6 separate regions of the Homo sapiens genome follow, and regions 1, 2, 3, 5 and 6 are each linked to region 4. Evidence: read pairs that join two places in POLR2A ChIA-PET (ENCODE). Cell type or tissue: HepG2. All regions are shown on one strand. Links, peaks and the distances in the headings refer to the core of each region. The heading gives the core; the rest is flanking DNA.

Evidence for each region. Peaks named below come from ENCODE experiments on the same cell type or tissue, not always from the same donor. Only the 100,000 strongest peaks of a DNase experiment are listed, where the experiment ranks them.
Region 1: POLR2A ChIA-PET joins it to region 4 with 10 read pairs; 13 of 35 experiments call an interaction of 5 or more read pairs at or near these places.
Region 2: POLR2A ChIA-PET joins it to region 4 with 10 read pairs; 18 of 35 experiments call an interaction of 5 or more read pairs at or near these places.
Region 3: POLR2A ChIA-PET joins it to region 4 with 13 read pairs; 17 of 35 experiments call an interaction of 5 or more read pairs at or near these places.
Region 5: POLR2A ChIA-PET joins it to region 4 with 10 read pairs; 19 of 35 experiments call an interaction of 5 or more read pairs at or near these places.
Region 6: POLR2A ChIA-PET joins it to region 4 with 13 read pairs; 24 of 35 experiments call an interaction of 5 or more read pairs at or near these places.

What each region holds. Positions count from the first base shown.
Region 1 is chr17:75,169,517-75,174,592 of GRCh38, reverse strand. All of the region lies in intron 3 of SUMO2 (small ubiquitin like modifier 2), which reads left to right. Among named protein-coding and RNA genes, the nearest start is that of SUMO2, 11 kb to the left of the region's middle. In HepG2, for the core only: a CTCF peak has its summit at 2,622 (motif pointing right); a DNase peak (open chromatin) is centred at 2,582.
Region 2 is chr17:75,107,719-75,112,225 of GRCh38, reverse strand. ARMC7 (armadillo repeat containing 7) reads right to left here and starts at 2,257. Exons shown (of 3, transcript NM_024585.4): 1 at 1,847-2,257; 2 at 1,620-1,763. The coding sequence starts at 1,937. It also overlaps a transcript of SLC16A5 not described here. RefSeq lists a silencer at 2,187-2,266. In HepG2, for the core only: a CTCF peak has its summit at 2,218; a DNase peak (open chromatin) is centred at 2,335; H3K4me3 peaks cover 1,692 bases; H3K27me3 peaks cover 273 bases.
Region 3 is chr17:74,959,612-74,964,687 of GRCh38, reverse strand. It overlaps HID1 (HID1 domain containing), which reads left to right. Exons shown (of 19, transcript NM_030630.3): 2 at 56-205; 3 at 778-948; 4 at 1,607-1,723; 5 at 2,348-2,454; 6 at 2,699-2,815; 7 at 4,440-4,662; 8 at 4,751-4,807. Among named protein-coding and RNA genes, the nearest start is that of HID1-AS1, 8.5 kb to the left of the region's middle. RefSeq lists enhancers at 889-1,389, 3,901-4,170, 4,181-4,250 and a silencer at 3,680-3,974. In HepG2, for the core only: CTCF peaks have their summits at 764, 2,920 (motif pointing left) and 3,845 (motif pointing right); DNase peaks (open chromatin) are centred at 2,917 and 3,767.
Region 4 is chr17:75,032,359-75,037,434 of GRCh38, reverse strand. TRR-CCT1-1 (tRNA-Arg (anticodon CCT) 1-1) reads right to left here and starts at 3,529; the gene lies at 3,457-3,529. It overlaps TRR-CCT2-1 (tRNA-Arg (anticodon CCT) 2-1), which reads left to right and starts at 2,932; the gene lies at 2,932-3,004. It overlaps TRR-TCG3-1 (tRNA-Arg (anticodon TCG) 3-1), which reads right to left and starts at 2,322; the gene lies at 2,250-2,322. It also overlaps a transcript of KCTD2 not described here. RefSeq lists silencers at 1,499-1,658, 2,150-2,279, 2,840-3,009 and enhancers at 2,650-2,719, 3,170-3,239, 3,270-3,349, 2,746-3,727. In HepG2, for the core only: CTCF peaks have their summits at 850 and 3,196 (motif pointing right); DNase peaks (open chromatin) are centred at 769, 2,144, 2,974 and 3,434; H3K4me3 peaks cover 3,545 bases.
Region 5 is chr17:75,093,548-75,098,623 of GRCh38, reverse strand. It overlaps SLC16A5 (solute carrier family 16 member 5), which reads right to left. Exons shown (of 7, transcript NM_004695.4): 3 at 4,789-5,035; 4 at 443-586. The coding sequence starts at 4,987. Among named protein-coding and RNA genes, the nearest start is that of SLC16A5, 8.1 kb to the right of the region's middle. RefSeq lists enhancers at 4,274-4,846, 4,847-5,076. In HepG2, for the core only: no CTCF peak of the experiment used is centred there; a DNase peak (open chromatin) is centred at 2,273; H3K27me3 peaks cover 1,097 bases.
Region 6 is chr17:74,969,382-74,974,457 of GRCh38, reverse strand. It overlaps HID1 (HID1 domain containing), which reads left to right and starts at 1,699. Exons shown (of 19, transcript NM_030630.3): 1 at 1,699-1,867. The coding sequence starts at 1,802. It overlaps HID1-AS1 (HID1 antisense RNA 1), which reads right to left and starts at 3,769. Exons shown (of 3, transcript NR_110878.1): 1 at 3,666-3,769. RefSeq lists a silencer at 1,635-1,744. In HepG2, for the core only: no CTCF peak of the experiment used is centred there; a DNase peak (open chromatin) is centred at 2,297; H3K4me3 peaks cover 1,753 bases; H3K27me3 peaks cover 2,755 bases.

The DNA.
Region 1 (5,076 bases), core at 382-4,381, 140 kb before region 4:
GCTCAGGAAATGCCAATGGTTTTTATTCATTTATTTTTAATTTTCATTTTAATTATTTTTTTAGGGACAGGGCCTCTCTGTTGCCCGGGTTGAAGTGTAGTGGCCTCATTATAGCTCACTGCAGCCTTGGCCTCCCAAAGTGATGGGATTATAGGCACGAATCAATGTGCCCAACCCCACCAGTGGTTTGTGTTTGTTTTTTGTGACGGAATCTCACTCCATCGCCCAGGCTTGAGTACAGTGTCACGATCTTGGGTCATGGCAGCCCTCGCCTGCCATGCTTAAGCAATTCTCCTGCCTCAGCCTCCCAGAGTAGCTGGGATTACAGGCATGCACCACCATGCCTGGCTAATTTTTGTATTTTTGGTAGGGATGGGGTTTCACCATGTTGGCCAGGCTGGTCTTGAACTGCTGACCACAAGTAATCCGCCCGCCTTGGCCTCCCAAAGTGTTGGGATTGACAGGTGTGAGCCACCGCACCCAGCCAAATCCTCACCATTTTAGTTCTACATGCTGAATTGAAATTCTCTTTTACGTGTCTTCATGAACAAAAAGGAACTAATAGCCCTAATTGCCACGTCCCATAGCTTTGTTTGACAGGGAGAGCCCCTGATAATAGGAGATTTTCCAGATCCTTACTACAAAACGTGATGCTCTCTGATCCTTTAACTCTTTATGTACCACTTCATTTTGTTCTGTCACTTTCTGTAGGATCAGCTGGATTGTCTTCTGTGGCAGAAGCTCTTTGTTTCTTTTTACCCTTTCAAAGTTCCATTAAATACTTCCAGTTTTGTCCTAGCAGGGTGGCTCATGAGAGCCATTTTCAAGATTACAAAGTGCTTGTAATGCCAGCACTGTGACGCCAAGGTGGGCGGAGCACTTGAGTCCAGGATTTCAAGACCAGCCTGGGCAACATGGCAAAACCCTCTCTTTACAAAAAAATACAAAAATTAGCCAGGGAGCAGTGGTACGTGCCTGTAGTACCAGCTACTTCTTAGGGTGAGGTGGAAGGATTGCTTGAGCCCAGGAAGTGGAGGCTGCCGTCACCCAAGATGGTACCACTGCACACCAGCCTGGGTGACAAAGTGAGGCCCTCTCTCAAAAAAAAAAAAAAATGACTTCCAGTCTTGTCCTGACTTGGTGGCTCACACCTGTAGTCCTATCACTTTAGGAAACTGACACTGGCAGGAGGGTTGCTTGAGGCCAGGAGTTTAAGACCAGTCTGGGCAATATAGCAAGACCTGGTCTCTACAGGAAAGAAAAAGAGCTGGGCATGGTAGCATGTGTCTGTAGTCCCAGCTTCTTGGGAAGTTTAGTGGGAGGGGTGCTTGAGTCCAGGAGTTTCAGGCCGCAGTGAGTTATGATCATACTACTGCACTCCAGCCTGGGCGATAGAGCAAAACTCTGTCTCAAAAATAGAAGACTTACAGTTTCTGAAACATATTTTACAATGTTGTGATAGTAGAAATTTAAATTGGATCCCATGTACTTTTGAATTTCAACTTTATCACCCAGTAAAAACTAGAAAGTGATAAATGTGGCATGAAGCAGCACATCCAGATTGTAGTTTTGTTGATAATCTTTGAAAATTGGAAAAGCCCCTGAGTTGTACTGAAAAGAAGAATATTTTGAAGACATTTCAACTGGTGACAGTCTCTCAAAAGGAATTACGGGCCAGGTGCACTTGTTCACACCTGTCATCCTAGCACTTCAGGAGGCTGAGGCAGGCAGATTGCTTGAGGTCAGGAGTTTGAGACCAGCCTGGACAATATGGTGAAACCCCGTGTCTGCCAAAAAATACAAAAATTAGCCAGGCATCGCCGGGCGCAGTGGCTCATGCCTGTGATCCCAGCACTTTGGGAGGCCGAGGTGGGCGGATCACCTGAGGTTGGGAGTTTGAGACCACTCCGACCAACATGGAGAAACCCCGTCTCTACTAAAAATACAAAATTAGCTGGGTGTGGTGGCCTGTAATCCCAGCTGCTCGGGAGGCTGAGGCAGGAGAATCGCTTGAACCCAGGAGGCAGAGGTTGCAGTGAGCCGGAGATCACGCCATTGCACTCGAGCATGGGTAACGAGCGAAACTCAAAAAAAAAAAAAAAAAATTTAGCCAGGCATGATGGTGCACGCCTGTAGTCCCAGCTACTCAGGAGGCTGAGGCAGGAGAATCACCTGAACCCGAGAGGCGGAGATTAAAGTCAGCAGAGATAGTGCCACTGCACTCCAGCCTGGGTAACAGCCCCTGTCTCAAAAAAAAAAAAAAAAAAGTCTGGGTACAGTAGCTCACGACTGTAATCCTAGCACTTTGGGAGGCCAAGGCAAGTTGATCACCTGAGGTCAGCAGTTCAAGACCAGCCTGGCCAACATGGCGAAACTACCCCGTCTCTACTAAAAATACAAAAATTAGCCGGGCATGGTGGTGCTCACCTGTAATCCCATCCCAGCTACTCGGGAGATTGAGCCAGGAGAATCTGGGCGGGGGAAAGGTGTCAGACAGTCGAGGTTGCAGTGAGCGCGGAGGTCATGCCACTTCACTCTAGCTTGGGTGAAAGAGTGAAACCCTGTCAAAAAAAAAAAAAAAGGCGCAATTATGGTATGTAGCCACAAGGAGGAGCTAAATTCTATTGATAAATGAGGCTGGTACAGGAACCTCATTTTTTAAAGGCATTTACAGTTTCACTGTAAAACTTCACATTTGGATAATTTTGTTTTAGTAGATAGATGACAGGCTTGTTTGGTTTTAAAAGAAATAGTAAAAAGTATCTATTGTGCTGTACTCTCAGTTATTAGAATGTATTTCCTGTCTTTAAGCCCTCCTTACCCACCACTAAAACGGGATTATCTGCTATAGTAGTTACAAATATTAAACAAGGAGTTATTTGTTTGGATCCGTGACCTTGAGGCATTTTAAAATCTTCAGGTTGAATTTGCAATTCATTTTACTTCATTTTGAAGAATTTGGAATTGATTCGTTTTAGAATTATTCTCCCAATATTTGTTAGATAGCAGGATTGTGATAAATTAAAACATCTTAGCAGGCCTCCTGCCTCCCCAGCTTTTTTTTATTTTTTTATTTTTCGAGACGGAGTTTTGCCCTGTCTCCCAGACTGGAGTGCAGTGGCGTGATCTCAGCTCACTGCAACCTCTGCTTCCTGGGTTCAAGCGATTCTCCTGCCTCAGCTTCCCGAGTAGCTGGGATTACAGGCGCCCACCATGATGCCTGGCTAATTTTGTTTTTATTTTATTTGTTTATGTTGTTTTTATTTTATTTTCTGTATTGACGGAGTCAGTACAAAATTAGCTGGGCATGATGGCGCATGCCTGTAATCCCAGCTACTTGGGAGGCTGAGGCAGGAGAATTGCTTGACCCGGGAGGCAGAGGTTGCAGTGAGCCAAGATTGCGCCATTGCACTCCACCCTGGGCAACAACAGCGAAACTCCATCGCAAGAAAAAATAGAAAAACACAAATGTAGTCATACAATAAGCTGCTTTGCTCCTTGGGGTGTACTTTTTTTTTTTTTTAACTGCCCCTTACAGAGCATGGCTAACTTATATAGTCAGTGCACCGAGTTGGCTGCTGCTTAGTTTTAAAATTGTGTTTTTAGCCTAACACTGTATCTACTGTATCTTAAAGATATTTTCATTTCTGTACATGAAAATCTTATTTTTTAACGGCTATATGGTATTTAATATCTGAGCATACTATGTTTTATTAATTTGGGTTTTTTTTTTTTTTTTTTGAGACCTGGAGTCTCGCACTGTCACCCAGGCTGGAGTGCAGTGGCGTGATCTCAGCTCACTATAACCTCCACCTCCCAGGTTCAAGTGATTCTCCTGCCTCAGCCTCCTGAGTGGCTGGGATTACAGGCACCTGCCACCATGCCCAGCTAATTTTTTGTATTTTTAGTAGAGACGGGGTTTCACTATGTTGGCCAGGCTGGTCTCGAATGACTGACCTTGTGAGCCACCACGCCTGCCGTGGGTTTTTTGTTTTGGTGTTTTTTGTTTTTGTTTTTGTTTTTTGAGACAGAGTCTTGCTCTGTTGCCAGGCTGGAGTGCAGTGGGGCAATCACAGCTCACTGTAACCTCCACTTCACGGGTTCAAGTGATTCTCCTGCCTCAGCCTCCCGAGTAGCTGGGACTACAGGCGTGCGCAACCACACCCAGCTAATTTTTGTATTTTTGGTAGAAACAGGGTTTCACCATGTTGGCCAGGATGGGTTTGACCTGTTGACCTGGTGATCCGCCCACCTTGGCCTCCCAAAGTGTTGGGATTATAGGCGTGAGCCCCGGCGCCCAGCCTAATTTGGGTTTTTATTGAGATTTGTTTTCAGTCTTTGCTAAGCAGTGCAGCGAGATTCTTTAAACATATCACCCTTCTGTGGGCCCTCGACACAGACATATTCAGCTTTCATTTATTTAATTTTTTTGAGACAGTTTCTTGTCACATGCAATGGCATGATCTTGGCTCACTGCAACCTCCACCTCCTGGGTTCAAGTGATTCTCCTGCCTCAGCCTCCCAAGTAGCTGGGATTACAGGCGTGCAGGCGTGCGCCACCACGCCCAGCTAATTTTTTTGTTTTGTTTTTTGTATTTTTAGTAGAGACTGGGTTTCACCATTTTGGCCAGGCTGGTCTTGAACTCCCGACCTCAGGTGATCTGCCTGCCTCGGCCTCCCAAAGTGTTGAGATTACAGGTGTGAGCTGCCACACCCGCCCCCCCCCACCTTTTTTTTTTTTTTTGAGACCAAGTCTCACTCTGTCACCGGTGTTGGAGTCCAGTGGCACAATCTTGGCTCACCACAACCTCTGCTTCCTGGGTTCAAGCGATTCTCCTGCCTCAGCCTCCCGAATAGCTGGGATTACGGGCACATGCCACCATGCCCGGCTAATTTAAAAAATATTTTTAGGCCGGGTGCAGTGGTTCACGCCTATAATCCCAGCATTTTGGGAGGCCGAGGAGGGTGGATCATGAGGTCAGGAGATCTAGACTGTCCTGGCTAACACGGTGAAACCCCGTCTCTACTAAAAATACAAAAAATTAGCCAGGCGTTGTGGCGGGCACCTGTAGTCCC
Region 2 (4,507 bases), core at 508-4,507, 75 kb before region 4:
GCAAGCTCTGGTGCCACTGAACTCTCTAAACTCTTTTTGTGCCATTCTCCACTTCACTGCAACGATCCTCCCACATCAGCCTTCCGTCTGGCTCCTTCCTGTTTTAAGGCCTTTGCCCATGCTGTGTCCCGGCTAAAATGCCTTTCTCATGATGGCCAAAACTGAAGTAACCCCCACCTTCCACTGCTGTCTCTCATCACCCCATTTACTTCCTTCTGAGCATCATCTTTTTTGTTTGCTAACCACCTGTCCCCCCTACTAGAATGTAAGCTCCTGAGGGGCAAAGACCTTTCCCTAAGCTGTTCACCATACTCCAGCATTTAGAGCAGTAGCTTGCATATACGGTACACGCGCAATAAATATCTACCCAGTGAATAACTCAATAGGTCTTAAGATCATAACAACTACAGAAGCCATAAGTTACAGACTGCAAGCCATCTCTGCTTCTCTTGATATGAAAACACTAAATATGAGTTATTTTTGTTTTTGAGACAGATTCTCGTTTTGTCACCCAGGCTGGAGTACAGTGGCCCAATCCCAGCTCACTGCAGCCTTGACCTCCCAGGCTTAAGCAATCCTCCCACCTCAGCCTCCTGAGTAGCTGGGACACCACGCCAGACTAATTTTTTTTTTTTTTTTTTTAAAGCAGAGATGGGGTTTTGTCATGTTGCCCAGGCTGGTCTTGAACTCCGGAACTCAAGTGATCTCCCTGCTTCGGCCTCACAAAGTGCTGAGATTAAAGGTGTGAGCCACCTCACCCGCCTGAAATTGCTTTTTTTTTTGAGACAGAGTCTCACTGTTGCCCAGGCTGGGGTGCGGTGGTGCCATCTTGGCTCACTACAACCTCTGCCTACCGGGTTCAAGCGATTCTCCTGCCTCAGCCTCCCAAGTAGCTGGGATTACAGGCGCCCACCACCATGCCCGGCTAATTTTTGTATTTTTAGTTAGAGATGGGGTTTCACCATGTTGGCCAGGCTGATCTTGAACTCCTGACCTCAGGTGATCCGCCCACCTCAGCCTCCCAAAGTGCTGGTGCTGGTATTACAGGTGTGTGCCACCGCGCCCGGCTACAAAACTGCTCTTTTTAAAACATATTTTTTTGAGACATGGTCTCACTCTGTCGCCCAGGCTGGAGTGCAGTAGCACAATCTCAGCTCACTTCGGCCTCTGCCTCCCAGACTCAAGCAATACCTCCTGCTTCAGTCTCCAGAGTAGCTGGGCCTACAGGTGCACACCACTGTGTGCGGCTTTTTTTTTTTTTTTTTTTTTTTTGAGACGGGGTCTCACTCTTGTCCCCGAGGCTGTGGTGCAGTGGCACGATCTCAGCTCACTGCAACATTTGCCTCCTGGGTTCAAGCTTCTCCTGCCTCAGGCTCACTAGTAGCTGGGATTACAGGCACTCTCCACCACGTCTAGCTAATTTTTGTACGAGACGGGGTTTCGCCATGTGGGCCAGGCTGGTCTCGAACTCATGACCTCAGGTGATCCGCCCGCCTTAGCTTCCCAAACTGCTGGGATTACAGGTGTGAGCCACCACGCCCGGCCCCAAGGACTCACTTCTAATTCACTTATCTCACCCTGGCCCATTTAGGCATCTAGGGAACGGGCCCCGCCCTTACCAATAGCAAACTCCACCAGGGTCTCATTCTCCTCCGACAGCGAATCGAGAAATAAATCCAGGACCTGCAGCTGCCGCAGATACTCGTAGTTGCTGGGGTCATAAGCGAAGTTGGCGAGGTTGGCGAGGACTTGCTCCTTGGCGTCTGCAACGGGAAAGCGGCACTGAAGCCAGGTCCGGGCGGCGGTCACAGCGGACCCTGCCACCTGATCCCACCGTGGCTCTCACCTTGGCTTTGGGTCTCCTGGAATTCCGTGACCAGCGCCTGCAGGTATCCCAGCCGCCCGACGTGGGGGTCCACCTTCGGCTTCTGGGCCATGGCCGCGGTGACGGAGGACCCCCAGGGACGGGCGGGAGGGTGGGAAAGGTGCAGGGGGAAAGCCGAGCGAGACCCTCACCCGCTCTCCACCTGTCTGGAGAGGGAAGAGGGGGTCGGCAAATGGGTTTCTTTCCTGGGTTCAGATTCTGCAGTAATTTGCAGCTGGAAATGGGATATGGGAGATGGGACGGGGTCTCAGAATCCTGTAGGAGTTGCGTTTGAAAATCGAAATTGGGGCGCGGGAGACAGGGAACCGTCTACTGGTTGGGGCTCGCGGAGGGGGCACTGGCGCACCGTCCCCGGCTCCTGGGCTCGGTTCCGGGCTCCCGGCGGAAGCCGCGCTGTCCCTACCCCCGAAGGGGCGGGGCCGTCGCCGAACTCCTTGGCGCGCGTGCGCGGCGCGCTTCTGGTTTTCTGGATGCCGAAGCTCTTTAGCCTGTGCTGGAACCAGCGGCGAGCGGCTTCGCTGAGGCAGGTGCAGGCGTGGGTGGGTGTACTGCGAGGAGCAGCCTGGCCTCCCGTATCCCATGTCCAGATGCAAATTACTGCAAAATCTGAACGCAAGAAAGAAACCCACTTGCCGCCCCCGCCAACAGATGGGCGAGTGAGGGCCTCGCTCGGCTTTCCCGCCCCACCTTTCCCACTCTCCCGCCGGTCCCCCGGGGTCCTCCGCCGTCCCGACATGGCCCAGAAGCCGAAAATGAGACACCCATGTCGGGTGGCTGGAATTCCGCCAGGAGCAACTCAGGAGCGCAGCAGAGTCTGGCAGCACCCATGTTGGAGGACGTCGAGGCAGAAGCACCTCCAGGGTCCCCACGGCTGGCGGGGGCGCGGCCCATCCTCCTTGACCAGGACGCCCCTTTGGAGCGCGGGCGTCAGCTCCTTACGCCCCCCATCAGTCCTTTGCCCCTTTTGCAAAAAGCCTAGCGACCCCGACCCGCCCTCCATCCCAGCCCCGAGGTGGGTCCGCCACCTCTGGACAGAAATCAAAGGGTACTGGGTCATGTCCTGGTGCTTTTTGTCAGCCGGGTGGATGGCGCGCGCCCGGGGCAGCACGGGGGAGCCCGAGGAGGAGCCTTGATTGTGGCGCTTTCGGGGCTTTCTGGATGCTGAAGCCCTTCGGCCGATTCCTTCTCGGAGATTATCAGGAAGCGGGTGTGTGATAGATTGCTCGTGGTTACAGGAAACAAAGCACCAGGGAAGGAGGTGGTCTAGCCACACTCCCATCGCATTTGACAACGTAGGGGTAGAGGTGGCTTAGGCTGTGAGTGTCCTGAGAGTGCAAAAGTTGTTAATCTAAATGGAGTCACTTGTGTTAAAAAACAGAACAAAAAAACCCGGACACAGCCCAAGAAACCCATGACAAGAGGGTTCTCGTGCATAAATACCTGATAATGAAAACTATCACAAAGACTCTGCAAAAACCACAACCTTGCACAAAGGGCGTCACAACCTTGCACAAAACATACTTTTGAATGGCCATCTGCCCAGCAACCGCTTGTCCAACCTTGAGCGGTCACCCTTGTTATTAATCCTTCTACCTAAGGATAAATATTTCAAAACAATTATGTAATCCTATTTTTTCCCTTAAAGCCTGTCTTCCTTTACCTCCCTGAATACCCATATAGTTTACTATGGCATGGATACTACCATTGCAATGCCCTATGCCCAAATAGATATCATTTTCTTTGAGAGAGCCTCTCTGTTATTTAGGCTGACAAAGGCAAGGACCATTATCTTAAGCCCTGGGCCCGGATGAAGGCAGAGTGGCCGTCACACTCCAGCCAGCTGCAGCCCCATTGGAAGCAGGCCTCACCTCTGAGGTTTCAGGTCCTTGTGGTCAGCCCCTGCCCTATGTACACCCTCTGAGGCAGGAGTTTCTAACTTAGTCTGGGTACCTAGGCCCCAGGACCCTCACCAAAGCCCTTTGGCTTCTCTTGGGAGCCTCTGCAGCCTGGGAAGTGCATCTTACCCCTAGGTGCCCAAGGGGTTTCTCTGCCTCTTGCTGGACAGAGCAGCAAATAGGAGCCCAGAAACAGGGAGGATGGAAGTAAGCTCCATCCCTCCCTGCCCAGGAACTGCCCCAGACCTTCTCTAGAGGTTCGCAGGCAATCAGCTAGATGGGGATTGCTGAATCAGATGGGCCACCCCATCTTCCCTCATTGGTCTTCTCCCTTTTTTTCTTTTTGAGATGGAGTCTCGCTCTGTCGCCAGGCTGGAGTACAGTGGTGCGATCTCGGCTCACTACAACCTCCGCCTCAGATTCAAGTGATTCTCCTGCCTCAGCCTCCCGAGTAGCTGGGATTACAGGCACGCACCACTGCACCCAGCTAATTTTTGTATTTTTTTTCTGAGACAGTGTCTCGCTCTGTCACCCGGGTTGGAGTGCAGTGGTGCGATCTCAGCTCACTGGAAGCTCCGCCTCCCAGGTTCACGCCATTCTCCTGCCTCAGCCTCCTGAATAGCTGGGACTACAGGCACCCGCCACGACGCCCGGCTAATGTTTGTATTTTTAATAGAGACGAGGTTTCACCGTGTTAGCCAGGATGGTCTCGATCTCCTGACCTCGT
Region 3 (5,076 bases), core at 629-4,628, 73 kb after region 4:
GTGTAGGCCCTCTGGCCAGGAGTTGTGTAACTCTGGACCCTTGGTCCCCCCACAGCCCGTGGAAGCCACCGATGATGCCTTTTGGGACCAGTTCTGGGCAGACACAGCCACCTCGGTGCAGGATGTGTTTGCACTGGTGCCGGCAGCAGAGATCCGGGCCGTGCGGGAAGAGTCACCCTCCAACTTGGCCACCCTGTGCTACAAGGTGAGGGCTGCCCAGTCCCTCCTGCTACTCTTCCACCCTCCCAGCCCACAGCAGGAGAAGGCAGGCGCATCCAGGGCCTCCCGCCCCACAGGGGCAGGCAGCCCTGTGGCCTCACTCAGCTCTTCCACTTCTCTGTGGTTCTCTTTGCTGGGCGTTGGGACCACGGCAGCCGTCATTTATGGGGGAGTCCTCCAGGCCACATCTGACTGAGCACCTTCCACAGATCAGTTCATTTAGCTCCCTCTGTGGGGTGGGTACTGCCAGGGTCGCCAGTTTACAGATAGGGAAACTGAGGCTGGGAGACTCACTTAGCAAGGCCTCAGCCATCCAGTGGCTAGCTGGGCCCTGGCTGTCCTGATGCTCCAAGCTGCTCTGGCCTGTGTCCCAGTCCCCCAAGGCTGGCCGACCCCAACTCCAGGTGGCTCCTCTGCCTGTGGCCCCACTGTCTCTCCTCTGCAGCCTGGGTGCCCCCCCTGACCCTCCTCTGCAGCCTGGGTGCCCACCCTGACCCCAAGTGCCAGGGTCCTTTCCCCACCTTCCAGCCTGCCCTCTGCTCCTGCCTGCCCCCACAGGCCGTTGAGAAGCTGGTGCAGGGAGCTGAGAGTGGCTGCCACTCGGAGAAGGAGAAGCAGATCGTCCTGAACTGCAGCCGGCTGCTCACCCGCGTGCTGCCCTACATCTTTGAGGACCCCGACTGGAGGGGCTTCTTCTGGTCCACAGTGCCCGGGGCAGGGCGAGGAGGGGTCTGTGGGCCTGGCCAGGGCTGGGTGGGAGGCAGAGTTGGCGTCACAGGGAGAGCGCCCTTTAGGGCCGGCCATGCTCCTCCAAGCCTCTTCTGGGATTTGGGAAGTACAGGGGTGGGGCCAGTGGGTGCTGCTGAGGGATGGTGTTCAATGCCACCTCCTTGGGCCCTCAGTTCCCCTCCCATGGGGGTTTCTGTGCCCACAGTCTGGAGGAAGTAGGGTATGGAGAGAAGCTGAGAGCCAGGGGTCACTGGGCAGAGGTGGAGGCAGAGGAGCTGGGCCCTCTGAGGGCCGGAGAGGGACCACACTGTCCTCTCTCCCCCACACCACCTGCCCTGGGTTTATGTCCAGGTGAGGTGCTGAGGGATGCAACACAGTGATTCCTAGCAGGGCTGAGACTCTTGATGTTGGGGTCACCGCCCGGCCCCCTCCAGTCAGTAGGGGAGGTTCCCTCGCTGTTCCCGGCCCGGCTCCCTGCTGTGCCCCACTTCTGCCTTGGGAGGTTTGGGGCAACCAGGAGTCCACTTCCTGTCCCTTCATTCCTCTGCCCATGGGTGCCCGCCTGGGCTCAGCCCCTGTCCTCCACCACCCCCAAGCCCTGGGCCACCTCTTCCTGGCCAGCTATCACTGAGGCAGCCTGTGGGTGCTGTGTCCCCAGCAGGGAGAAGAGGATGATGAGCATGCCAGGCCCCTGGCCGAGTCCCTGCTCCTGGCCATTGCTGACCTGCTCTTCTGCCCGGACTTCACGGTTCAGAGCCACCGGAGGAGCACTGTGGTGAGTGTCCCCCAGCCCCCCACCCCCAGGCGGAGTAGGCTCTGGTCCTGGGTTGGGGCCGGGCCAGTTGAAGTTCCCTTGGGCGGATTGCACTGGGGGCCGGGGGGCTCCAGGAGAGCTGAGCTGCCTGGCACATGTAGGCCTGGGTGGCAGCTGGTACAGCTGAGGGAAGCCAGCTGGGGCTGGCCCTGCCCGCTGCGTTCGGATGGCTGGGCACAGACACCCATTGTCTTTGCTTGCCCAGGGGTGTGGGGCTCAGACACAGGAGGGCTGGCCCTCTTGCTTCCTGTGGTGGCATGGACTTCACCTTGAGTCTTCTCTGCCCACCCCCAAACCCGGGGCACCCAATCCCCTGCCCCTCCCTCCCTTTCTCCCTGTCCCAAACTGGACTGAGCAAGTGAAAGAACCAGTCTGAGATGGAAGAAAAATGAGCTTTCAAGAGGCCTAAGAATATTCACTCCTGCTCTTGTGCATGAGGGCCAGGCCATTTTGAGGACCTGTCTTTAGGAGAACTGGCGGTCTCTGCCCCTGGGACTGTGTGAGGCTCGAGGTGGCCAGGTTCTGACCCAGGCTGCTGTTCACCTCTCGACCCCCTAACCCGGCTTCTTCCTGGCCTGTCCCCAGGACTCGGCAGAGGACGTCCACTCCCTGGACAGCTGTGAATACATCTGGGAGGCTGGTGTGGGCTTCGCTCACTCCCCCCAGCCTAACTACATCCACGATATGAACCGGTGAGCTTCGCCCAGGCCCGGAGCCCTCAATGCAGCTGGACCCCGGGCCGGGCCCCCGCACAGCTCAGAAAGCCCATGGGGTCTTCCCAGAAGACCGTCCTCACCTATGACCCGACCTTGACCTTACAGGGGTCAACGGGAGTAACTTCCTTCCATGGACCTGGGCTGGGGCGCTGGGCTGGGTGGGCAGAACCTCCAAGAGGGGACTGGGATCCTAAGGTGCCCTCCCCCTTCCTCCTACAAGGATGGAGCTGCTGAAACTGCTGCTGACATGCTTCTCCGAGGCCATGTACCTGCCCCCAGCTCCGGAAAGTGGCAGCACCAACCCATGGGTTCAGTTCTTTTGTTCCACGGAGAACAGGTGAAGGGCCCTTGGCCTTTCTGCGCTCTCTTCCCTCTTATTCCAGGCAATCCAGAGCTGAGTCCATTCGCCAGCTCTGGGTCTCGTTTGAGGGGAGGTGCTGCCCCCTGGTGGTGATGAACTTTAACTTACCAGCCACACCTCACACTAGCCCCGTCTCTCCTTGGAGTCCTCGACAGGACAGAATCTGGGGGCCCCTCAGTAATCCGTCCCTGGGTCCTCCATCAAGAGCCGCCTGTCCAGTAGAAATAGAATGCAAACCACGAGTGCAATTTTAAAATTAAAAAAGTTAAAAAGTAAAATTGGGCCAGGCGCGGTGGCTCACACCTGTAATCCCAGCACTTTGGGAGGCCAACGTGGGCAGATTACCTGAGGTCAGGAGTTTCAGACCAGCCTGGCCAACATGGTGAAACCGTATCTCTACTAAAAATACAAAAATTAGCCAGGCTTGGTGGCGGGTGCCTGTAATCCCAGCTACTCGGGAGGCTGAGGCACGAGAATCGCTTGAACCCGGGAGGCGGAGGTTGCAGTGAGCCGAGATTGCGCCACTGCGCTCCAGCCTGGGTGACAGAGTGAGACTCTGTTTCCAAAAAAAAAAATAAATAAATACAATAATTAATAATATATTTCATATAACCCAATATACCCCAAACTTTAGCATTTAACATGGAATCAGTATACAACATTACTGAGCTGTTTGACATCCCCCTTTTCATACTAAGTTTTCAAAATCCAGTGTGTATTTGTCTTGGTTCCGATCAGCCACATTCCAAGGGCTCGACAGCTCCTTGTGGCTTGAGGCTGCTGTGTGGGACTCTGCAGCTTAGAGACCGGGTCGGGGAGTGTGTGACAAATACCTCGAAGGGCAGGGAGGCCCAGCCCACATGGGGCACTCATGGACTGTGGGGGACACGTGAGCACGGGGTGGGGGGAGGGTGTCACACGTGCCACGTGGCAGAGTTGAGTATTTGAGCAGGTAGCTCCCACTGGGAGCTGTGTTGGCTGCATAGGGTCTGTGCCCGGCAGGTGGCGGTCGACCTCCGCCTTCCAGACTCTGGTCCCTACATGACACGCCTTATTCTTCAGGTTTCCTAGCCTTCTGTTCAACCTTCCACCCTACTCCAGAAGAGAAGGGAGCCAGGCGACCCCCTCCACCAGCCACAGTCCGAGGCTGGCCAGAGTTTTCTTTCTCACCAGCCTTATCAGGCAAACTGCCACCCTTTGTCCCTCACTTAACCTCTCTGGGTCTCAGCTTCCTCATCTGTAAGCTGAGCAGCTTGAACCCTGACATCTCTTGAGTCTGAGTGGAGTCATTCTGTGGCTTGGGAGCTGGTTGGCTGAGCGTGGGCTCTGCTCCCTGAGGGGAAGCCCACCTTCTCCACAGGCCTCCATTCCCATCTCTGAGGACCCAAGGGAGGGTATCTGCCCCTTAAGACCCTAAGGGGTATGAATGTGTCCTAATCATGGCTCTGGGCTTCCCACACCCACTCTTTCCAAGCCACTCCCTGACGTGGTGCTAAAATGCTTGTTGAATGAGGCTGACCTTCCCACGTGGCCAGAGAGGTGTGGCCAGGGGGCTGGGCCCCAGTGCAGCCTCTGCAGCCTTGTCCCTCTCCTGCTGCAGACATGCCCTGCCCCTCTTCACCTCCCTCCTCAACACCGTGTGTGCCTATGACCCTGTGGGCTACGGGATCCCCTACAACCACCTGCTCTTCTCTGACTACCGGGAACCCCTGGTGGAGGAGGCTGCCCAGGTGCTCATTGTCACTTTGGACCACGACAGTGCCAGCAGTGCCAGCCCCACTGTGGACGGCACCACCACTGGCACCGCCATGGATGATGCCGATGTAAGGATGGGAGCATGGAAGGGACAGCTGCCGGGGCCACGGGTTGTGGGGAGGACGCCTGCTCACCAGGGGCTTCTCCTCTTGGCAGCCTCCAGGCCCTGAGAACCTGTTTGTGAACTACCTGTCCCGCATCCATCGTGAGGAGGCAAGTCCAGTCCCCACAGTGGCTTTGCAGGGTGCAGGGGGATGCAAGTGAGACAGGGATATGGGGGATCCTGACCCCTCCATGAAGGAACCATGCTCTCTGTGGGCTGGGGCCACCCTAGGTGAAATAGTGGCAGGACTGTGAGGGTTTCAAGATGCAGGAAGGGCTGATGGCCTCACCTGGGTAGAGGTAACTGGGAAGGCCTCTAGGAGGAGGTGGCTGATGTCATTTCAGAGGTGGTGGGGACAAAAGGGGAATGACAGTGGACA
Region 4 (5,076 bases), core at 556-4,555:
GTGGCTTAAATCCTGTAGGAAAAGTCTGCATGGTCTACGCAGGGGAGACTTGTGACATTTCTGCCATTTCTTTTTTTTTTTTTTTTTTTCTGATATGGAATCTTGCTTTGTCGCCCAGGCTGGAGTGCAGTGGCACGATTTCTGCTCATTGCAACCTTTGCCTCCCGGGTTCACACCATTCTCCTGCCTCAGCCTCCAGAGTAGCTGGGAGTACAGGCGCCCGCCACCACGCCCCGCTCATTTTTTGTATTTTTAGTAGAGACGGGGTTTCATCGTGTTAGGCAGGACGGTCTCGATCTCCTGACCTCGTGATCTGCCCGCCTTGGCCTCCCAAAGTGCTGGGGTTTCAGGCGTGAGCCACCGCACCTGGCCCATTTTTGCAGGCGGAGTATATTGGAGAAGAGCAACAATGCCTGACAACCCTCGAGAAATCAGCGTAGTCTTAACATAAGCAGAGGAGAGCCTGGGTGCATGGCTCCTGATTGGTAGGAGTAAGGCCGGGTTGAAGATGAAAGGCAGCGGAGGGGCGGAGTCTACTCCCCCCAAAACTGCTTGAGTCAACAAGAAGACTGGGCAGAGATGAGGAGCGGTAGCTGTGCAAGGCCTTTAATGTGCGTAACAGAAGTACCACACCCTTCCCCTGCGAGACTGCAGTCACTGAACTGGCACTCAGCCATCCCGCTGAGGATCTGAGGATGCAGACGACAGCCAAGTGAAAGCGCAGGGATGTGAGAAAAAATGCAGTTTACTTGGAGCATAGTTAGAGCTCGCGCTGTTCAAGGAGAGCACCGCTGAGCCCCGTGAAGGTGTTGGGATGTGAAGGGGGCAACCCCAGCATTAGGGGGAGCCCTTTGGGAGATTCCCTGTGCTAAATAACAGTGAACAAACAACTGGGAACAGGCTCAGCTAAAGGCACGTGGGTGGGAAGGGGGTACTTTTATTTTTTATGCCCTCTTGGATTGTTCAGCATTTTTGCGTTGTACATGCATTAATTTTACATTAAAAAGGTAATTGGGCAGGGCGCGGTGGCTCACGCCTGTAATCACAACACTTCGGGAGGCCGAGGTGAGCGGATCACTAGGTCAGGAAATTGAGACCATCCTGGCTAACACGGTGAAACCCCGTCTATACTAAAAATACAAAAAATTAGCCAGTGTGGTGGCGGGCGCCTGTAGCCCCAGCTTGTTTGTCTGCTGCAGACAAAACTCCATTCCCTGGCCGGGCCCAGTGGCTCACGCCTGTAATCTCAACACTTTGGGAGGATGAGGCAGGAGAATGGCGTGAACCCAGGAGGTGGAGCTTGAAGTGAGCCGAGATCACGCTACTGCACTCCACCCTGGGTGACAGAGCGAGACTCCGTCTCAGGGAAGAAGAAAAAGAAAAAAAAAATTAGCATTTATTCTCCCCTATGTCCAAGTACACTTGCACACACATGCATCCTGACACCCTCTTCCTCCAAGCACAGAGTAGTGGGGTGGTGGGTGCCGTGTGAGTGTGGACAGAGCCCACTAGCAGGACTGAGGCCACAGAGTTGGGCAGCACCCCCACTGCCCTTGAGGCTAGGGACTGGAGTTTTTTGTTTGTTTGTTTGTTTGTTTGTTTTGAGACGGCTTTCGCTCTGTTGCCCAGGCTGGAGTGCAGTGGCGCGATCACGGCTCACTGCAACCTCGGCCTCCTGGATTCAAGCGATTCTCCTGCTGCCTCCGCCTCCTGAGTAGCTGGGTTTACAGGCGCGTGCCACCACGATTGGCCGGCTAATTTTTGTATTTTTGTATTTTTAGTAGAGACGGGGTTTCACCATGTTGGTCAGGCGGGTCTCGAACTTTGACCTCGTGATCCGCCCGCCTCAGCCTCCCAAAGTGTTGGGATTACAGGCGTGAGCCATTGGGCCCGGCCAGAGACTGGAGTTTTGTCTGCTGTTTAACTTCATAACGATAGACTGAAACATAACCCGCTCCGTGTCATTTGCTTGTGGGATTGTAGCTTGTAGAGCACGTTTACGAGGCGAATGTTTGGATGTTGAACTCGTTCCAGGTACCAGCTCAAGAGAGACAACAAGAAATGGGGCCCTACTTACCCTGGCTGCATAATGACGCCATAACCGGAAGCGTCCCGGGATGCAAAGCCTGATTGGACAGAAGCAGCTCCCCAGCTTCGGATCCCGGGAGCCGCGGTGTGGAGGGATTGGGAGGCGTTTCTGGGTCTAAAACAAGGGAGGGAAGATTATAGTTGCAGGGATTAAAACGTTCCGACCACGAAGGGACTCGAACCCTCAATCTTCTGATCCGAAGTCAGACGCCTTATCCATTAGGCCACGCGGTCTCCGGCTGCAGCTACCTCCTAGAGAGGCCAATTTGATGGCCATTAAACGCTCCGGCGTGCCGCAGCTTCACTGCTCGCACCCTGGCCGCCTGTTGAGCGAAGCGCTCACCCTTCCTCTGGCCCCAGCCGCCCGCCTAGTCACCCCCGAGCGGAGCGGCACCTGGACTAGTCTCTGAGCCTCCCTGGGAATTGCGACCGCGTGGCCTAAGGGATGAGGCGTCTGACGTCAGATCATAAGATTGAGGGTTCCTTTGTGGTCGGGCTCTTTTGGAGCGAGCAGCCCTTGCCCGAATCCCAGCATAGTTTGAGGGTTTGTTCTTCCCTCCGCCCTCGTCCATCCCTATTCCTCCCAGCTATGCTCCACCGGCCTCTGCGCTCGCCGAGCACTTCTTCTCGGGGTTACAGGGCACCGCGGGCTCCTGGTCCCCGCGCGTCGTCACCGCATGGAGCTCTTGTGTAGCCCGGTGGGGACGCCGCGCCCAGCCAGCGGTTCATCCTGTCGTCCCCATGGCTTCTCAGGCTTGGAGCGCGGTGACCCACAGCAGGGCCGTGTTTGGGCACTATGGTTGAACACCTATCAAGGAGCACGTGGGTTTAGCGTCTTACCGCGCCCCAGTGGCCTAATGGATAAGGCACTGGCCTCCTAAGCCAGGGATTGTGGGTTCGAGTCCCACCTGGGGTGTCGAGAGGGGCTGTGCTCGCAAGGTTTCTTTTGGTGCCGGCAGCCAGAGACCTCAGAATCCACCACCACCTGCCCGCTACCTGCTTGCCTCTGCCCTGTTTGCGCCCCTCGCCTTCTCTTGCAGGACCCTCTGTTTGCAGTCGCGGTGGTCATTTACCTCTGGTTCTCCGGGGCTGCCCCGCCAGGTGGAGCTGGGGTGTCCTGGGAACCCTTTGGGCAACTTTATTCTTACGAGTTTCCCCAGCTTCGAAATTGTGGGGCCCTACCCGGACGAAAGCTGTTCATTCAAGGGCTTGGCAAGACCCGAGCTTACCGGCTTTAGGCGCTTGGAGGAGGTGGCTCCTCCTCAACACGTTGCACGGGAGTCGAACTAGAGACCAAGGTCGATTCCAGCATCCCTGAGAAGGGAAGAGAAAAGAAATAAAAAATTCCGTAAAAGGAACTTTCACCTCTACCCCAGGTGGGACTCGAACCCACAATCCCTGGCTTAGGAGGCCAGTGCCTTATCCATTAGGCCACTGGGGCTTGGGGCACGTGGCCGTGCCATCCCTTCCCCTCATAAGCGAGTGTCCCCTTTTCCTAGAGAAGGCCTGACAGAGGCGCGATCCATGGAGTGGGTCCGTCCCTGCCGCGCGCACTTTTGGTGAGCGGGCGGGAAGATACCGCGGTGCGCAGGGACCTGCCCCCATCCTTACTTAGCGAGCACCAGCCCCCAGCCCCCGGCACTGGGACGCCCCATGGAGCCCCGAGGGTCCGCTTGGTGGTTGCCTGGACACCCGGACCATGGGGTATGAAGACTGAGGTTTGGAGGAGTTTCCTTCCTACCGCCCTGAGCCTTGCTGTCCGCCTCTACAGAACTGATAAAAAATCCAGGAATTTTAGGAAAAAGTAGCGTAGGAAGTGAAGGAGAACAGACAAGTATTAATCATGAATATTGAAACATAAACACTGAAAATCTTGCTTATCATGAGGGAATGTACAACCAGGGGGAACAAGTTCTTCCAGTTGTAATAGTAGAAATATATATATACTAGATACTACAAGTATAGATAGAAAGGAAAATCAGCCAAGTAGATATTTCACCCTAATTCTAACAAAGAATAAGCACATTTTAAAATGTTACACACATTTAAAATCCATTATTAAAGGCTACAGACCGGGTGCGGTGGCTCACGCCTGTAATCCCAGCATCCCAGCACTTTGGGAGGGTGAGGTGGGGGGATTGCTTGAGCCCAGGAGTTCAAAACCAGCCTGGGCAACATAGCGAGATGCAGTCTCATTTGAAAAAAAGAAAAAAAAGAAAAAAAATTATTAAATAAAAGTCTACTCACATCCGAAGGATTTAACAGAAGAAGTTCAGCCAAGGGCAGCGTCGGTTACCATTGTGCTTCTCTTGGGACCTTGCCAATCTGCCCCAGCATCGCAGGGCAAAGGAGACTTGGGGACATTCTTTTCTGTTTCTCTCCAAAATGTAGAGTCTGCAGAAACCTGTCTCCTCCCCTTAATAGCAGCAAGAAGGATTTAACCCACTTGGCTCCAGTTTACTGCCTTGAGGATGCCCCCCTTTAAGTTAACTAACTTGTCCGTTGCTGGGATCCAGCACTCTGCCCCAGGGCCAACCTGCAGGGATGCCTTCTCTGCTTTCCTGCTGCCGCCCTCTAGCTAGGCATGTTCCCCCAACCCGCCCGCCCGGGGCTCAGCCTTGCCTTGCTCAGCTGTTCCTATTCGTCCCCAGGGTCCTCTTGTCTCCCTGGGTCTTGGATCTTACAGCTCTAACCTCACTCCCAGCTCCAGGTTTCCATTCCCTCTCCTGGGCATCACCACTGGGCACCCCTCCTCGAAGGCAAAACCACACTGATCAGCTGTCCTCCCAAGGCCACTCCCCTTCATGACGTTGCTGTGTGAGTGCACAGCATCATCCATGTCACACCCCCACTCCCACACTACCCAGGCCAATTTTCTGTCCTCATAATCCTCCAGCATCCAGTATTTCCTCCCCATCCCTGCTGCCGCCGCCCTAGTTCCAGAACGTGTCCCTGACTGCTCACAGGGGGTCAGTTGCCAGCCATGCA
Region 5 (5,076 bases), core at 637-4,636, 61 kb before region 4:
GCCGTGAAAGGGCTGGGCATGATGGGCTCACACCTGTAATCCCAGCACTTTGTTTTTTGTGTTTTTGAGATGGGGTCTTGCTCTGTTGCCCAGGCTGGAGTACAGTGGTGCGATCTTGGCTCACTGCAACCTCCACTTCCCGGGCGATTCTCCTGCCTCAGCCTCGAGTAGCTGGGACTACAGGGGCCCGCCACCAAGCCTGGCTAATTTTTGTATTTTTTTTAGTATAGACAGGGTTTCACCATGTTGGCCGGGCTAGTCTCGAACCCCTGACCTCAGGTGATCTGCCCGCCTCAGCCTCCCAAAGTGCTGGGATAACAGGTGTGAGCCACCGCACCCAGCCAGCAGTTCCAGAAGATTAAGAGGCCTGCCTGCCCTGTCCACTTGTGCCTGGCACTTTCTAGCAGGTGCCTATAAATTCTGGAGATGAAGTGATAGTCACCTGTGATGAATCCTGCTGTGAAGTAGAGCTGGCTGAGGTTGTGAGAGAAGGAGCTGGCCACCATGCCCAGGCTGGCCAGCACGCCCCCCAGCATCACGGTCACTCGGCAGCCGAAGCGTCCCACCAGGATGCTGCACAGGGGCCCTGTGGGAGAAGACAGCCAGCAGGTAGCAGCTGAATGAGGAGGTGGCGGGAGAGGAGGAGAGTGGCTGGAGAGGGCAGTTCCAGCTGGAACTAGCCAGGTGGTTTCAAGGGCACGAGCAGGCCTGGATTCTGATACCCACCTGCCATGGACTGGCCATGTGGCCTGAGCAAAGCCTGATCCCTCTCCGTGCCTCAATTTTTTCCCCTACAAAGTGAGGATTCAGAATGGGCGATGTTTGACCCTGATGAGGATTCCCTGAAAGGTGGAGCAAGACCCTGAACTACACAGACCTGAGGCTGCTCATTCTATCCGGGTGAAACAGGATTGGTTCATGAGTTTACCTCCCCCACTTCGCTGGGGGTCTGTTGGTGGGAGGAGTCGGGGCAGTGTTCCAGGACATCTAGACTACAGTGTGCACCTTCAGATCCTGTTTTACCTGCCCCATCCCCACACCCAACATCCTCAGGAAGACTGGCTAGATCCCTCCCACCCTCCCACCACCTTCCCAGCCCTACAGCTGAGGGGAACCCTGGGCCCCTCTGCGCCTCCTTGCACTGGCCTCTGCAGACAATCAGGCAGGGTAGGTTCTCCCCTCCCACACCACCTCCAGCACCACCAAAGTCTGCACCTAGAGGTTTGGCTCAATGTGGAGGGGGGCCTGTTCCTTGCCTGGCTCCCAGCTGCTTTCTCACCAATCCACACCCCAAAAAAATAGAAAAGAGCTGCAGACTGCTCCTTGGCACCTCACAGGGGCCCCATTCACCCAAGCACATGTGGAGCTTCTCTAACTTACTCTCCGAGAGTGCAACTAAAGGGACAGGGAAGTGTGTGCGCATGAGATGCTTGTGTGTGTCTGCGGTGGAGGGGGGATGTGTGGTGTGAGCCAGTGTGAGTATAAAAGTGACAGAGTAGGCTGGGTGTGGTGGCTCACGCCTGTAATCCCAGTACTTTGGGAGGCCGAGGTGGGTGGATCACTTAAGGTCAGGAGTTCGAGACCAGCCTGACCAACATGGTGAAACCCCATCTCTACTAAAAATACAAAAATTAGCCAGGCATGGTGGTGCGTGCCTGTAATCCCAGCTACTTGGGAGGCTGAGGCAGGAGAATCGCTTGAACCTGGGAGGCAGAACCCGATGCGCTCCATCCTGGGCGACAGAGTGAAACTACATCTCAAAAAAAAAAAAAAAAAAAAAAAGTGATGGAGTGGCCATGCGTGGTGGCTCACGCCTGTAATCCCAGCACTTTGGGAGGCCGAGGCAGGTGGATCGCCTGAAGTCAGGAGTTCGAGACCAGCCTGGCTAACATGGTAAAACCCCATCTCTACTAAAAATACAAAAATTAGCCAGGTGTGGTGGCGCATGCCTGTAATTCCAAGCTACTAGGGAGGCTGAGGCAGGAGAATCGCTTGAACCCGGGAGGTGGAGGTTGCAGTGAGCCGAGACTGTGCCACTACACTCCAGCCTGGGTGAGAGAGGGAGGCTCCATCTCCGAAAAAAAAAAAAAAGAAAAAAGCAAGTGACAGACTAAGTGAGCAGCCCGTCGCAGACATAATCAAGCAGAGGCTGGTGGCCCGGCGTCTCTGCCCCTGTAGAGGGGGAGGTGGCTCTGGAGAGGACTGACCCACAGAGCTTCCTCACGCCAGAGACTCTGGCCTGACTTAGGGAAGTTGACATTGGGGAAAGCCCTTAGTCACAGGGGTGGGGGTGGGGACTGGGCTGCAGGCCAGAGCTGCATAGCTGAGGGTGGTGTGGCCGGGCGGGACACAGGGTGTTTCCTCTGCCGTGAACTCACTCTTCAGCCTTGGGCAGGTCTTGTGTTCTGTGCCTGCTTGCTTTCCTTACCTCTAAAAGGCGTAGGTAGGGGCAGGGGCACTTGAAAGGATCAGTGAAAGTATCCATGATTCATCGTGTTTAAAAATTTCTACAATACTGTGGTCAGGTGCCGTGGCTCATGTCTGTAATCCCAGCATTTTGAGAGGCCCAGGCAGGTAGATCACTTGAGCCCAGGAGTTTGAGACCAGCCTGAGCAACATAGTGAGACCCCGTCTCTACAAAAAGTAAAAAAATTAGCTGGGTATGGTCTGGGCGTGGTGGCTCACACCTGTAATCCCAGCACTTTGGGAGGCCAAGGCCAGCAGATCATGAGGTCAGGAGATCGAGACCATCCTGGCTAACACGGTGAAACCCCGTCTCTACTAAAAATACAAAAAATTAGCCAGGCATGGTGGTGCGCACCTGTAGTCCCAGCTACTCAGGAGGCTGAGGCAGGAGAATCGCTTGAACCTGGAAGGCGGAGGTTACAGCGAGCTGAGATTGCACCACTGCACTCCAGCCTGGGCAACAGAGCGAGACTCCATCTAAAAAAAAAAAAAATTAGCTGGGTGTGGTGGTGCACACCTGTGGTCCCAGCTACTCGGGAGGCTGAGGTGGCAGGATCGCTTGAGCTTGAGAGGTTAAGGCTGCAATAGGCTGTGATCATGCCACTGCACTCCAGCCCAGGTGACAGAGTGAGACTCTGTCTCAAAAATAAGCAAATAAATAAATAAACATAAAATAAAATGTCTACAGTACTCTGAATGAGCACGGGCTCATACACGTGTATGTGTACATGAGAGAGATGGCCAGCCAGGAATCCCATGCTGATGGAGATGCTGAGATGCCTGCTGGGGGTGGTGAGCCGCAAGTCAGCTGGGGAGTAGGTTCCCCGCCGGGTGCCCGGTTCCTAGCCCCTGGCCCAGGAACCCTGCTCTGCCTGTGTGAGAAGCAGCCCTCTGGGATTCCCACTCCCTGCCCCAACCCTGCAGGCCAGAGGCCATGTGGCAGATTCAGAGCTCACCCAGGAGGGTGGCGCTTTCTCCGAGCCTCACCTCCCTCCCAGTTTGAGGGCAGGACCTGGAATAATAGGCAGGCTGCTGGTGGCAAGTGGAGGGAGTAGCCAGGAGGTAGCCGGGGAGATGGGCAGCTGCGGCCAGCAGACACACGCCTGCAGAGGCCTGTGGGCCATCAGCTCGGGCTGCTGTCCACCGGGCCCCTCCGAGGCCGGGGTCTCTGCAGTCTCCCTGGAGAGCTCCCAGGAGCTGAGGGCAGGTCCCTGTGTCCACGGCGACTGCAGAGAACCCTCCCTCTGCCCTGCTCCCAACGCTGGGGTCAGGGTGAGGCAGTCACACTCCTGGAAAAGCCAGCCAGGAACATGGGCCTCTGAGGCCTATGGTGACAGAGCCAGGAGAAGGGGCAGACAGGGGCTGCCTTCCTCCCTCACCCCCACTTAGCAACCTCCTCTCTGCAGGGAGTCCCGGGAGAGCTGGGGCTCCTGCCTTGTCCCCCTCTTGTTCCTGGTGTCTTTTTTTTTTTTTGAGACAGTTTCACTCTTGTTGCCCAGGCTGGAGTGCAATGGCACCATCTCAGCTCACCGCAACCTCTGCCTCCTGGGTTCAAGAGATTCTCCTGCCTCAGCCTCCTGAGTAGCTGGGATTACAGGCACCCGCCACCACGCCCAGCTAATTTTGTATTTTCAGTAGAGACAGGGTTTCTCCATGTTGGTCAGGCTGGTCTCAAACTCCCGACCTCAGGTGATCTGACCGCCTCGGCCTCCCAAAGTGCTGGGATTACAGGCGTAAGCCATCGCGCCCGGCCATTCCTGGTGTCTTCCTTGCGTCCCCTTTCCTATCCTGAAGCCACTCCCTGCCCTAGTGAGGGTCTCCAAAATATTAATAATTCACAGCCGCATACATTTCCCAGCTCCCAGCACCTCCAGGGAAGACAGTGGTCTTCCCTGCTATTCCATGTGGGAGCTGGGCAGGATGCCGGGCATCACCCTCAGATTGCAGAGGAAGCAACCGAGGTTCAGAGAGACCAGCCAGCTGGAAAGCAGGAGAGTCTTGGTGGGCTGGCCCCAGCGCTCTTCCCAGCCTGGCACTGAGCGCCCCAGCACACCTACGCCTGTGTCGGAATGGATCCCACAGAAAGGACGCAAGGCTCCGCCTGGCTTTGCAACCCAGGCACCTCCCCACTCTCTCCCCGGCTCCAGCCCAGTCCAGCTGGATTCCAGCCAGGGGCCCCTGGTGAAATCTGGTGAAACCTTAGGAATTCACCCAGGAGGCAAAGCCTGTGGCCTCAGAGAGAGGGAATCAGAAGGCCAGGGAGGTTGTGGCTTCCCCGCAACCCCTAGGACTTTCTCATCGGCCCCTCCCTAGGCCGCTCACCTGCCATGTGGAGCACAGCCGTGAGGATGGAGGGGAACCAAGAGGTCTCGCTGTTGCTGGCCTGGAACTCCCATTGCAATTCAGTGAAGAAGATGCCGATACACGTGGGGAAGCCCAGGGTGAGGCCCTGGGTCACCATGGTGGCCAGCAGCACCACCCAGGCCCAGCTGCCATCTGCACGCTCCAGGGCCTGGGGCATCCTCTGCTGCCGACGCTGCCACGGCCTCACTGCCAATGTGGCTGCTGCCTGGGGAGGGGACAGAATGGAGCCTGGTGGTCAGCAGGCTG
Region 6 (5,076 bases), core at 519-4,518, 63 kb after region 4:
CTGCAATGAGCTATGATTGCACCACTGCACTCCAGCATGGGCAACAGAGTGAAACCTCGTCTGCAAAATGCATGCATGCATGCATGAATGAATGAATGAATAAATAAATAAATAATAGGGCTGGGCATGGTGGCTCACACCTGTAATCCCAGCACTTTGGGAGGCTGAGGCAGGCGGATCATTTGAGGTCAGGAGTTCAAGACCAGCCTGGACAACATGGTGAAACTCTATCTCTACTAAAAACAAAAAAAAATTAGCTGGGGGTGGTGGCGGGCCCCTGTAGACCCAGCTACTCGGGCGGCTGAGGCAAGAGAATTGCTTGAACCCAGGAGGTGGAGTTTGCAGTGAGCTGAGATTGTGCCACTGCACTCCAGCCTGGGTGGGCGACAGAGCGAAACTCCATCTCAAAAAATAAAAAATAAAAAAGCATCCAAGATTTCCAGAAGCTTCCAGACATAGCTTGCAAAATGATGTTGTGGAAAAAGCGCAGCCTCATTTGGATGAGCTCCTTACTACCTGTGTGGCTTTGGGCAAGTAATTGCTTTAAGCCTCATTTTCCCCAAGTGTAAAATGGGGATAAAATAATACCTCAGAGGTAGCTATTAGAGATATCGTCATTGTCGTCTTGTTTTGATTCCCCCCCCCCCCCCGAGATGGAGTCTTGCTCTGTCGCCCAGGCTGGAGTGCAGTGGCGTGATCTCGGCTCACTGCAACCTTTGCCTCCCAGGTTTAAGCAATTCTGCTACTTCAGCCTCCAGAGTAGCTGGGATTACAGGCGTGCGCCACTAAGCCCAGCTAATTTTTGTATTTTTAGTAGAGACGGGGTTTCACCATGTTGGCCAGGCTGGTCTCGAACTCCTGACCTCGTGATCCGCCTGCCTCGGCCTCCCAAAGTGTTGGGATTACAGGCGTTAGCCACCGCACCCGGCCTTGTTTTGATGATTAATCTGCCTCTATTACAGGCTTATTTGGCTGTACCCTGGCCGCTTCTTTCCTTATCCCTCTCCCTAGCTGCTCGCCATAAAGAGCAGGCTGTACTACTTATGTCCGCTGTGTCCGTCCATGACACAGAGTTGGCAAATACCAGACCCTCAGCACATTTGTTGAAATGGATGAATCTCAAAGGATTCTCTGGGAATCTGGTGGCTAGAGAGGGGTCGGGACCGCGAGGGACTCTCGCGCTCAGCAAGGCGAGGAGCTGCTTTCCTGGAGTATGGAAACTGAGTCAGCGCCTCCCTCCCTCATAACCAAGGGCCTGCGGGACTGTCTGAACACGTGGGTTTGACAGGTCAGAAAAAGGGAGAACCAAGAGAGTGGATGCTCAGAAAACATGAATGGGAAAGACAGACTGAGAAGGAGGAAAGTGGGATGGAGAGGGCCAGCTGAGACGTGGGCCAGGAGCCGGAGCGGAGATGAAGGGTGAGGACCGGGGCGGGGGACGAGCTGCGAGGAGGGTTTTGGGCCCTGGGGACTGCGTGGTAGCAGCGGAGGCGGGTACAATGCTCCGACGCAGAAGGAAGAGCGTCGAGGCTCCGGGTGGGACCTGAGAAGGCACCCGGCGTGCGGCGGCGCTGGGTTGGAACCGCCGACTCCGCGGGTCTTCGGCGGCGGGCGCTGCAGGTGCAGGAGGCGGAGCCACGCGGGGGCGGGGCCTGTCGGGGCGGGGCCGACGAGGGCCGGGGGCGGGGCGCGCCGCTTGTCTCCTGCGAGAGCCGCGGGGGCCGCGGAGCTGGAGCCGGAGCTGAAGCCGGAGCCGGGTTGGAGTCTGGGCGGGGGCCGGGCCGGAGCGGGCTCCAGAGACATGGGGTCGACCGACTCCAAGCTGAACTTCCGGAAGGCGGTGATCCAGCTCACCACCAAGACGCAGGTGCGCCACGGGGGCCCCGGCGTCCCCATCCACCTGCCGGGCTGGGGGCTGGGCAGGGCCGGGGGTACGCGAACTTGGCTCGTCGGGAGATGGGGGGACGGGCGGGCCCCGAGCGTAACGCCAAGGCCAGCGCCGGAACGGGACCCCGCGGCCTGTACCTGGAAGCTCCATCCCCTGGCCCTAGTCCCCCACCCTCAGCCTCCTCTCCTGGGAACACCCCTCTCCCCGAAGCCGCTGCTGCCACCTTAGGCTGACGTGTGCCTACTCCCCGAGCCGGCGACACAGCTGTCCGCCCCCTGTCCCGCCCCGCGGCGTCCCCAGCTTCGCATCTCCAGCCTCCCGCCGCCCCCACCCACCCATCCACCGTCCGCTCCCCTCCCTGCCCCTCATTGCCCGCGGGTCCCGGACGCACAGTCCCTGTTGACTCAATGCAAACAAAGCCTGGCTGGCGTCCGCCCGGGTCGGAGAAACAGCTGGTGTGCGCGGCAGCGGCCTCGCTGGGCCCTGGTCGATGCCCGTGGGCAGGGAAGGCCCAGGTCTTCCTGGGAACACGCAAAGAGTGGCGGGCAGCGAGGCAGCCTGGTGGGGGGCCCTGTCCCCAGGCCTACTGAGCACAGCCTCCCAGCTGGGGACCTCTCCAGGGGCCTTCCCCGAGGCCCTGCAAGGGAAAGGCTGTTAGCCTGTGTGCTCTGTTCTCTGGCTCAGGGATGGGGACCCGCAGGATGGCCCTCAGTCAGCTGGTGAGGGGCCTAAGGACCCTCCAGCCTAGTCCATGCTCATAACTCTCCTGTGAGTCCACAAGTGGCCCAATAGCCACCTCCTTATACCACCTGGCCCCAGCAAGACTGCTTCTCTGCCCACCCCTTCTCTCCTGGCTTTTTGAATCAGGCCACCGTGGCCACAGAGATGCTCGGCCCTGACTCCCCATGTCCCCCATTTTCAGGGGACACAGGACCTGCTGCCATCTGGGATCTTCCTCTTTCCTGGCCCCCCCACCTCCTGCTCTCCAGGGCTCTCTCTTGCTGCTGGAGGTTAGAGTGGGATGGAGGAAGCCAGCTCCCACAGCCAGCTGGTCACAGCTCCAGGGGCCAGACCTTGCTCCCTCACCCCTTTCCCCACCCTGGAAGGGTCAAATGTGCAGCAAATGCCCAGGGCCTCTGGAGAGTCCAACCCCGGCTGAAAGGCTCTTGATAGAAACCAGACCGCACTTCTCTCCATTCCCTACGGCTCCTGGGTCGTTCTGGAGCTTGGCTTTTTTAGGATGGGGTTTTCGTTCTGTGGGTGGCAGGGAAGGTGGCAAGTGGGCTAGCCCCTCAGTGTAGGGCTGCAGGGAGAGGAGTGGGGAGGCAGGGAGGAAGGGAGGCTCCCATGTTTACCTGCCTGGGGAAGAAACTCCTTGTTGGAGGATTGCACTGTGGGCTCGGCAGCTGGGGTCCTTTGCCAGGCCAGTGGGGCCAGCTCAGCAGAGTACCAAAGGCTCTGGAGTGGCCTAGATTCCTACCTGCTCAGGCCTTTTCCCCAAAATACTGTGTCCCTCTGTCTTTCCCTGGCTACAGCCCTATGATGGGCCACTTGAGATGGTGCTGTTCTGTTTCCCAGCTGAGTAGGCTTGGAATAGAACCTGGATAGGCTGGAGATCAGACCAGCCTTCTGGAGAGCACTGGGTCCTGTAGGCGGACGGGGGCCTGGGCTGCCCGGGGGGAGAGGCCTTCAGAGGCTGAAGCCTTGGACTCTGTGTAAGTGACCTGACTTGGGTAGCTTGGGTGTGAGGATCAGAACCCAGATGATCATCACTGACCTTACCACTTGGAGTCCCCAAGGAGATTCAGGCCAGTTGTCCATAGGATGATATGTGGTTCCAGGCTCTTACAGGGTGTGGCTTGGGCAGTAGACAGGCAGAACTAGCCCCTTTTCCTGTGGCCTGGGCCTGTATCCCTGCTGCTCCACCTTCCTCGCCTTCCTGCCCTGCATCCTGTTTTCTTCCTGCCCCATGGTCCAGTCCTGGGTCAGGCCTGACCCTGGTCCTAAGAGCCAGCCGCTTTGGCTGTGTTTCCTGGTGCTTCCTCATAGTAGGTGGGGCTCTGGAGGGAGACAGTCCCAGACCTGGAACCCTCTCCCAGATCCTGCCTGTTTGGAATTCTCTGCTGCAGGCCAGATGAACCTGGCGGGTGCATATTTACATGTGTATACATGTATGTGCATGGGAATGCATGGTGACACAGTCCTCTAGAGCAGGCTTAGCAGGCTTGAGGACTAGGGGACCTTCCCCCTGCACACCCTGAGAGTCAAAAGATACAACTGCTCCCCCAGGTCTGAGTGGGGGTCTAGTCCGAGCAGGGGCCTGGAAAAGCTGGGTTAAGAATATCTGATTTTGGGCCGGGTGTGGTGGCTCATGCCTGTAATCCCAGCACTTTGGGAGGCTGAGGTGGGAGGATCACCTGAGGTCAGGAGTTCGAGACCAGCCTGAGCGACATGGAGAAACCTCGTCTCTACTAAAAATACAAAAATTAGCCAGGCGTGGTGGAACATGCCTGTATTCCCAGCTACTCGGGAGGCTGAGGCAGTAGAATCGCTTGACCCCAGGATGCAGAGGTTGCGGTGAGCTGAGATCATGCTTCTAGCTTGGGCAACAAGAGCGAAACTCTGCCTCAAAAAAAAAAAAAAAAAAGAAAAAAGAAAAATCTGATTTTGGCCAGGCGTGGTGGCTCATGGCTGTAATCCCAGCACTTTGGGAGGTGGAGGCAGGAGGATCGCTTGAGCCCAGGAGTTTGAGACCAGCCTGGGCAACACAGCAAGACCCTATCTCTAAAAAATAAAAAAAATTAGCTGGGCTGGGTGGGGTGCGCCTGTAGTCCCAGCCACTCAGGAGGCTGAGGCAGGAAGATCACTTGAGCCCAGGAGTTCAAGGTTACGGTGAGCTATGATTGTGCCACTGCACTCCAGTCTGGGCAACGGAGCAAGACCCTGACTCAAAAACAAACAAAAGAAAAAGAATAAGGGGAGAAGAATACCTGGATTTTTACCAGGGTAGCTCAGTTTCTGTGGCCCTAGCAGCAGGGGCCTGCCTACCTCCAGCAAAAACACTTCCTTCAAAGATCAGATATTGGCTAGGTGCGGTGGCTCATGCCTGTAATCCCAGCACTTTGGGAGGCTGAGGCGGGTGGATCACGAGGTCAGGAGATCGAGACCGTCCCGGCTAACATGGTGAA